2 separate regions of the Mus musculus genome follow, and region 1 is linked to region 2. Evidence: chromatin contacts called from ENCODE POLR2A ChIA-PET data. All regions are on one chromosome and are shown on one strand. Each heading gives the region's core, a stretch centred on a gene start or an enhancer-like site at or near the end of the contact. The rest is flanking DNA. Distances are from core to core; before and after follow the strand shown. Region 1 holds the start of Svip (small VCP/p97-interacting protein). Region 2 holds the start of Fancf (Fanconi anemia, complementation group F).

Region 1 (3,432 bases), core at 149-2,648, 140 kb after region 2:
GGACACATGGTATTTTTCTATGCCCTTTACTTCTCATGTGTAAAGTCTTTAAATACACTGAGACAATGAATAGCATTCTCTTGGGATGTAGTTTTAGCCATTCCTTCTCCGCCAAGTGCACACATTCGTCCATCACAATGATTGCTGCCAATTTTTCTAAGAACACAGCAACGAAATGCAGACATCCATGCATACAAAGCTTGAGTTTTGATTAGTGTGTGGAAACAAATGTAAGCAAATACACAAACATGCATCTGATGGGAGTAATTACCCAGGAAGAGATATAATAACCATGGTAGATAAGGAATAGGAGGGAGGTTTCTAGAGCATGTTTATTTAGGTGGTCAGAGAAATTGTAGGTGTTAAGTGAAATACACCGGTGGGCCCTATGGCTAAGGGCAGAGAATGGGAGGAGAGATGCCTTAACAAATGCTAGCAGAATAATATTTTTTCTCATGAGCTAAACAAAATTAATAGCATTTTAAAACAATAGCAGTCATAAAGGCAAGTTGAACTTCCTCACATCTACTAAACAGTCACTTTAGTGTCTATAACCTAGTGGCTAAGATATTATTAATATACTTCCCTAAATCTCTCATTTCTTCAACTAATCTTTGGCTACCCTGAGAACCGATGTTGAGACCAAGTTAGATTGTCATATTATCAAGTACGGGTAAAGGATATTAAAGTAAGTATACTCTTACTGCATAAGGCCTGCTTGGATTCGAATATCAAAAAAAATAAAATGCCTGTCTTCACATAAAATTATCCCAAACACAGCACTACTAGGAATCTACACGTAAACGTATTGCTTGTTTATGTGGGATTTAAACCTGGGCTTCAAACCGGCTGTTAAAACTGAGCAAAGGGAAGGCGCGGGTTAATTATCCTCTAAATGGCGAGAGGAGCGGCGCGTCCCGGACCTTCTAGGTACAGCTGGTACAGACAAGAGAAGAGACACATGTCTGGAGCAGCCACTGAAAACAGCAGCTCCAACCTATGCCATCCGAGGAGGGTCCTTAGGGGAGGGTCAGGAGGCCCAGCAGGTGCACCTTCCCTCCGACTGCACTGCAACGGCCGCCGCGTGCAAGACTTGCACGGGGAGGCCGTCTACTCACCGGGCTCGGGGATGGTGGTGCGGACTCCGCGGGACAAGGGAAGCACAGCCCCATGGGGACGCAGGCACCCAGGGCCGGGAACCCGAATCCTCGCTGGGGGCTGCAGCAGGCCCCGCCCAGGAGCAAACCCCGCCCCCACCTGACCTGCTGCAAAGCTCCGCCCCGCGCCAGGACCTGCCCCGCAGTAAGACCCACCCCATCTGAGGCGCAAGCGCCCCTCCCCCTCCTCCTCGCCCCCCCTCCCCCGCGAACACCACCACAAGCTCCGCCCAATTTCAAGCCCCACCCCTGTCCTGCCCTTGGCAGACCCCACCCTACCCGCCCTAGCAACAAGCCTTGTCCCTCCAGGCCTGCGGCAAGCCCCGCCCCCAGGGCGAACCTGCTTCGCCCGACCCGGCGGCAATCCTCTTTCATCCGGTCCAACATCAAGTCCCGCCTCCTCCACAAATCCCACCCAATAGGGTTTAACAGCAACCCAACCAAGGGGTTTCTCTCTTGAACCTTGAAGCCTCCCTATGGCAACGCCCCACCCATCTGCGGCAAGCCCCGCCCCTTCAGTAGTGCTACACCTGATCCACCCTTTAGCTGTCAGCCAGCTCCTCCAAATGAAACGCCCCACTCCCACCCCGTTTTCACACACAACCCCACCCTCCCACTCCCATCAAGACTCAAAATTCCACTCTCATTGCCCCGCTGATTAAGCACTTTCTGCGGCTGTGCGGAGCCCTGGCCATTCTAGGAGCTCTGCGCAAGCGTACTGGGCATGGGTAGGCACCTGTTGAATCCGCGCTAGGGAAAGAAGGAATTCTGGCCCTTGACACTCAGAAACCAGCATTTCAAGGGTGCTGTCTGCTACCTTGTTGGTATTTTAGTGAGGTCAGTACTGTGTCTCTGAGATGGCAGGATGGGAAAACTGCCACATAATCCCGTCTCAGAGGTAGCTCCTTGCTATCCACGTTTTCCGCTTAGGGACAACGAAAAAGTGCACCCAGAAAAACTTGAGTGAAGTGCGGCTCAGATTTTAATGACAGTAAGACTATTGTTTTCTCTTTCCTTCCTCTTCCTTCTTTCTCTCCGGTTCTATATCTCTTGTCACTTCGTGGATGGCCACTCACTCATACTACATTCAAGTGGACAAATCCTTCCATTTCCTTTTGATAAGCACACAGAAACTATTATTTGAAGTTGCTGTGCTTCAAAATAGTACATATGTATTTCATATTTCTATATTTCTATTTCTTATAAACGTGTGAAAATTTACCCCCAATTATCCACTCGGAATTTTGAGTTTTTTTCATTTTCAAGAAATTTCACATTTGTTAGTGTCATGTTTTGATAATTACAAAACACAATTAACAGAAAGTCATCTTAGGTGTAAGATTACTGATTTCTTTTTTCCTTTAGCTTGACCAAACTCCGATTTCTTTCTGATTGCCTCCCTATTCTTAAAGTTTTTACATTAGAAATCTTTCAATTTTAAATATTCCTCTGCCTTTTAAGATGTTCTTCTCCTGGCCTCTTAGCACTTTTATAACCCAGAACCTTATCAAGGACCAGTGTGTCCTTATCTTTGAAATAAAACACTCAGAAATAGACTTCTCGAGTTCCCCATTTCTGTAGAAGCCTGGGTGTTTAAATTCTCACAAGTTCCTGGCAGCAGATGCAGGTGACCCTAGGGCACCTGAAAAAGATCTTCTAGCTCTTTTTCAATAGGTCATGTGATTAGGGAAGGCTAATCTTGGTTGGGAGACATTTTCTTGGTCATTGATATAGGAAGGCCCAGCCCACTGTGGGTGGTAGCACCATCTCAGCCAGGAGGCAAAAAGTGTTCCTCCTTGGCTTCTGTTTCAAGCCTTGGCTTCCTTCGATGATAAACCATAAGCTATAATATGATATAAACCCTTTCTTTCCCATGTTGGTTTTAGTCAGTTTTATTATAGCAATAGAAAGCAAACTAACATAGTAACTTCAAGATGTATAATTGTTCCTCCCTTTTAGCGCGATGCACTTGAGTTCTGTTTCCATCGTAATGTAAATAATTCCTTGTTTGTTTAATTCTATTACATTGTTACTTCTATATCAGTTTGTCAGCTGATTTATTTTAATTAAAAATGCATTACATATTTCCAATTTTTTTGAGAAACCGCCAGATTGATTTCCAGAGTGGTTGTGCCAGTTTGCAATTCTACCAGCTGTGGAGGAGTGTTCCTCTTTCTCCACATTCTCTCCTGAATGTACTGTCGCTTGAGTTTTGATCTTAGCCATTCTTTTTGGTATGAGGTGGAATCTCAGGGTCATTTCGATTTGGATTTCC
Region 2 (3,161 bases), core at 164-2,663:
ATTCGATGGCTTTAAGAATTCTTTCACGATTAATGATGTAGCTCAGTGGTGAACACTAACATAGGCAGGGTCCTGGGTCCATTACCAGAACAAAAACAATCTCTATATAATACATATTATATAATATATAAATTTATAGATATTGTGCATATTATATATATTTATATTATGAACCATTTAAAATTGGCCCCTGAATAATTAGGTTTTGGGAGCATGTATATAGGGAATTGGGGAGAACACTGACAATTTGTAAACTGCATAGTCAAGAAGTAGCAGGATGCTGTGCATAGAGGCTTTGGTGAGAAGTATGCTTGTTATTCCCTCTATGGGACAGGGTCTGTCCAGATGCCCAGCCTGGGAACTGAGAATCTACTCTAGCACGATCCCACACTCAAGCACCACCAGGAGGTCTGTCCAGATGCTCATCCCAGGAACCTCGAAATCTCCATCCAAGGCTTTGCGGGACCTTAGGGTCACCAGCACCTCTTCCTGCAGAAATGGCTGGGCATGGCACAAGCTCTGCAGCCTTAGGCACAGCTCTTCCCAGGGCATGTCCTCCATCTGTGTAGGGACCCAGGCACCCTTTTGCAGATCATAGTGCAGCCGCGTGGCCCACGTTGTGAGCAGGTCCAGGTAGGCGCGAGACAGTGCGTGGTGGCAGCCCGCCACGGAGGCCAGGCGCTTGGCTGGCAGATGGCGGCAAAAAGCGGCCAATACCTCGGGACTTTCGAGAAGCCAGCGCAGTAGTTTCTGTGTCTCATCCGCACCCGCAGGGTCCGTGGCCTGGGCTGGCTCCGGGTCTTCCTCGCGTAGCAGCAGCGCTTCGGCAGTCACGTCGAGCACGTGCTCCCGCGGCCCGCGCGTCCACAACGTGTCCAGGAGTTTGCGCGCGGCCGCGGAGTCGGCCCCGCCCAGCTCGTGCAGGCGCGCGTCCAGCAGCTCCGCGTGCGTGCGCAGCAGCGCGCTCCTGGGCGCGTCCCCGCCGAGGCGGCACAGCAGGCGCAGCGCGCTTCCGCGGCGCGCCAGGAGGACCAGGCGCGACTGCGGCACGTCGTCTCGGTGGTCCGCGGCGGGGCCCGGGAACAGCAAGCTCGGCAGCGCGCGGGCGGCGGCGGGCGCGAGCGCGCGGTTCCGCAGCAGGCGGAGGGCGAGCCGCGCGTCCCCGGACTCCAGCGCCGCGAAGCTGCGCAGCCCGAGCGGCCCTCCCCGCGCGGGGAGCCGCCTCTCGAGCGCCTCCCGCACGCGGCCGCGGCCCGCGAAGCGTCGGTACACGTGGAGCAGATAACGCGCCCACTGCAGCGCCCTGCGCACCTTTTCGGCGTCCCACGTGCTCACCAGCGACCCACACGACACGGCCAACAGCTCGGAGAATCGCTCGGTTTGCTGCACAAGCGGCTCCATGGCGGCCGCTTCCGCCCTGACATCCCGAGGCGCGAGCCGATTGGACATGAGCGTGAGCGCCCGCCTCAGCGTGCTGTGCCATTGGACGACGGCCGTGTCAGTCTCGCACCATGGTTTCCGGGGCACATTGGCGCTGAAAATGAACTAGGGCAAAGTCCCAAGCTTTTACTCTGGGTCTGGGAGAGGACGCGTGAGTGCGAGTTTGAGCGCTAGGATTTTATGTGCTCTTTTGTTTTAAAAATGCCAGTGGTAGACATTTAGGCGCTTCCCCGAAAGGGGACCCATGTTCATCATTATTAGCAGTGCGGATGTGATCTGCTTGCGAACTCAAAGCTCTTAAATGGCCCGTTTCCCTGGTACTTGTGGAACCAGGACCCTCACACGCTGTGCTGTGAGTTCCCGGGCTTTTTTCCTTTTTCCTTATTTATATTGTTTACTGATTCTGAGGAAACCTATCACTGAATTGTGCAAGCAGCCTTTCAGTTTGCAGTCCTGCCTCGACTAACCTAGTGACTGGCAGCACTATCCTGAGGCTTACTAGCCATGCAATAAATGAAAGTTTAAGCTCAAAATTAATCTACACATTTATGCTAGACTCTGAATAGTTCTGGGCATTCTTATCAGAACATATAGTTAAGCCAGTTTTGTTTAGTTTTTAGCCATTAGCCCAGACTATAGTGTTTGGCCTTGTGATTTTATTTTAGTCTGTGTGATGGGTTTTAAAGTTTCAGGTGGTAGCTATTAGGAATTACAGAGGTCACTGGTTCATCCACTTACTAAATACTAAGTCACGTGATGTGATAGCCAGTGAAGGACAGGACTGGCGCAGTTGAGATAAATGTAGTTAAAGCTTCCCTGTCCCACAGGAAACACTAATGTTCCTTAGAGAGACTTCAACTTCATAATGCGGTAGACAAAAATAAGAGTCACTAGATCTTAGATGTTAGGGAAAGCCCCATTAAACCTTCCTTTCAACTGAATGCCCAAAGAATACACCTGGAAATGCTTCAAGGCCATGGGAACCGTTAATAAGTCTTAAGCCACCAGAGTGAAAACCAGATCTAATCCAGGGTGAGAAAGAAGTCCAAAACAGCTTCATTTCCAAGTGGCTGGGACAGTTCAGAGAAACTTCACCAGTGCTCACCTTTTCAAAACCAATATTATGTTAAATCTCAGTACCACAGTGAGTAATTATTTGTTTCACAGTAGCCATCTTTTATTAAGTAGCTATGCATCCCTCCGACAGTTTCCCATCAGAAGAATGCACTTTGGATTTCGAACCAGTTTTCCATTTAATTTGGAACAATCTATGTAGAGGCTGAAAGATGATAAACACTTTAATTTCAAGAAACCTATGCACTTGAGGCAGACATTGGGAGGATTCCCAACCCATGTAAGTGTAATTCAAATCAGATTTTGTGTAATTTTAAAGTGCCAGGTATGGTGATTTTAAAGACCAATTGGAAATGGATAGGAGAGCACTGAAAGGCTATATGGACTGATCTTTGATTTAGGCTGCACAAATACTTGCACCATCAGAGGATAGTGGAAAATCACGTGAGAGGAATCACACAAGTTAAAATGTCAGTGTAATATGTGAATACTGTATGCTGAGAATGCCAGGATCAACCTTCCACCTGCTGGTCACACTCTGCAAATCCCCAATATGTAGTAAATAAGAACAGAAAATGGAAGCCCAGTGTTAGCAAACTTTTATTAAAATAGCATTTCATTCAAACACAGGAATGAGCAACATAAAC

What was found. ChIA-PET counts read pairs that join two places held with the same protein, here RNA polymerase II (POLR2A).
Region 1: POLR2A ChIA-PET joins it to region 2 with 31 read pairs in embryonic stem cell. The contact joins the promoter of Svip here to the promoter of Fancf in region 2. POLR2A ChIA-PET finds 5 or more read pairs at or near these places in 5 of 5 experiments (Patski and embryonic stem cell).

What each region holds. Positions count from the first base shown.
Region 1 is chr7:52,004,620-52,008,051 of GRCm38, forward strand. Svip (small VCP/p97-interacting protein) reads right to left here and starts at 1,399. Exons shown (of 4, transcript NM_001160345.1): 1 at 1,119-1,399. The coding sequence starts at 1,172.
Region 2 is chr7:51,860,854-51,864,014 of GRCm38, forward strand. Fancf (Fanconi anemia, complementation group F) reads right to left here and starts at 1,414. Exons shown (of 1, transcript NM_001115087.1): 1 at 1-1,414. The coding sequence starts at 1,401. The coding sequence ends at 370. It also overlaps a transcript of Gas2 not described here.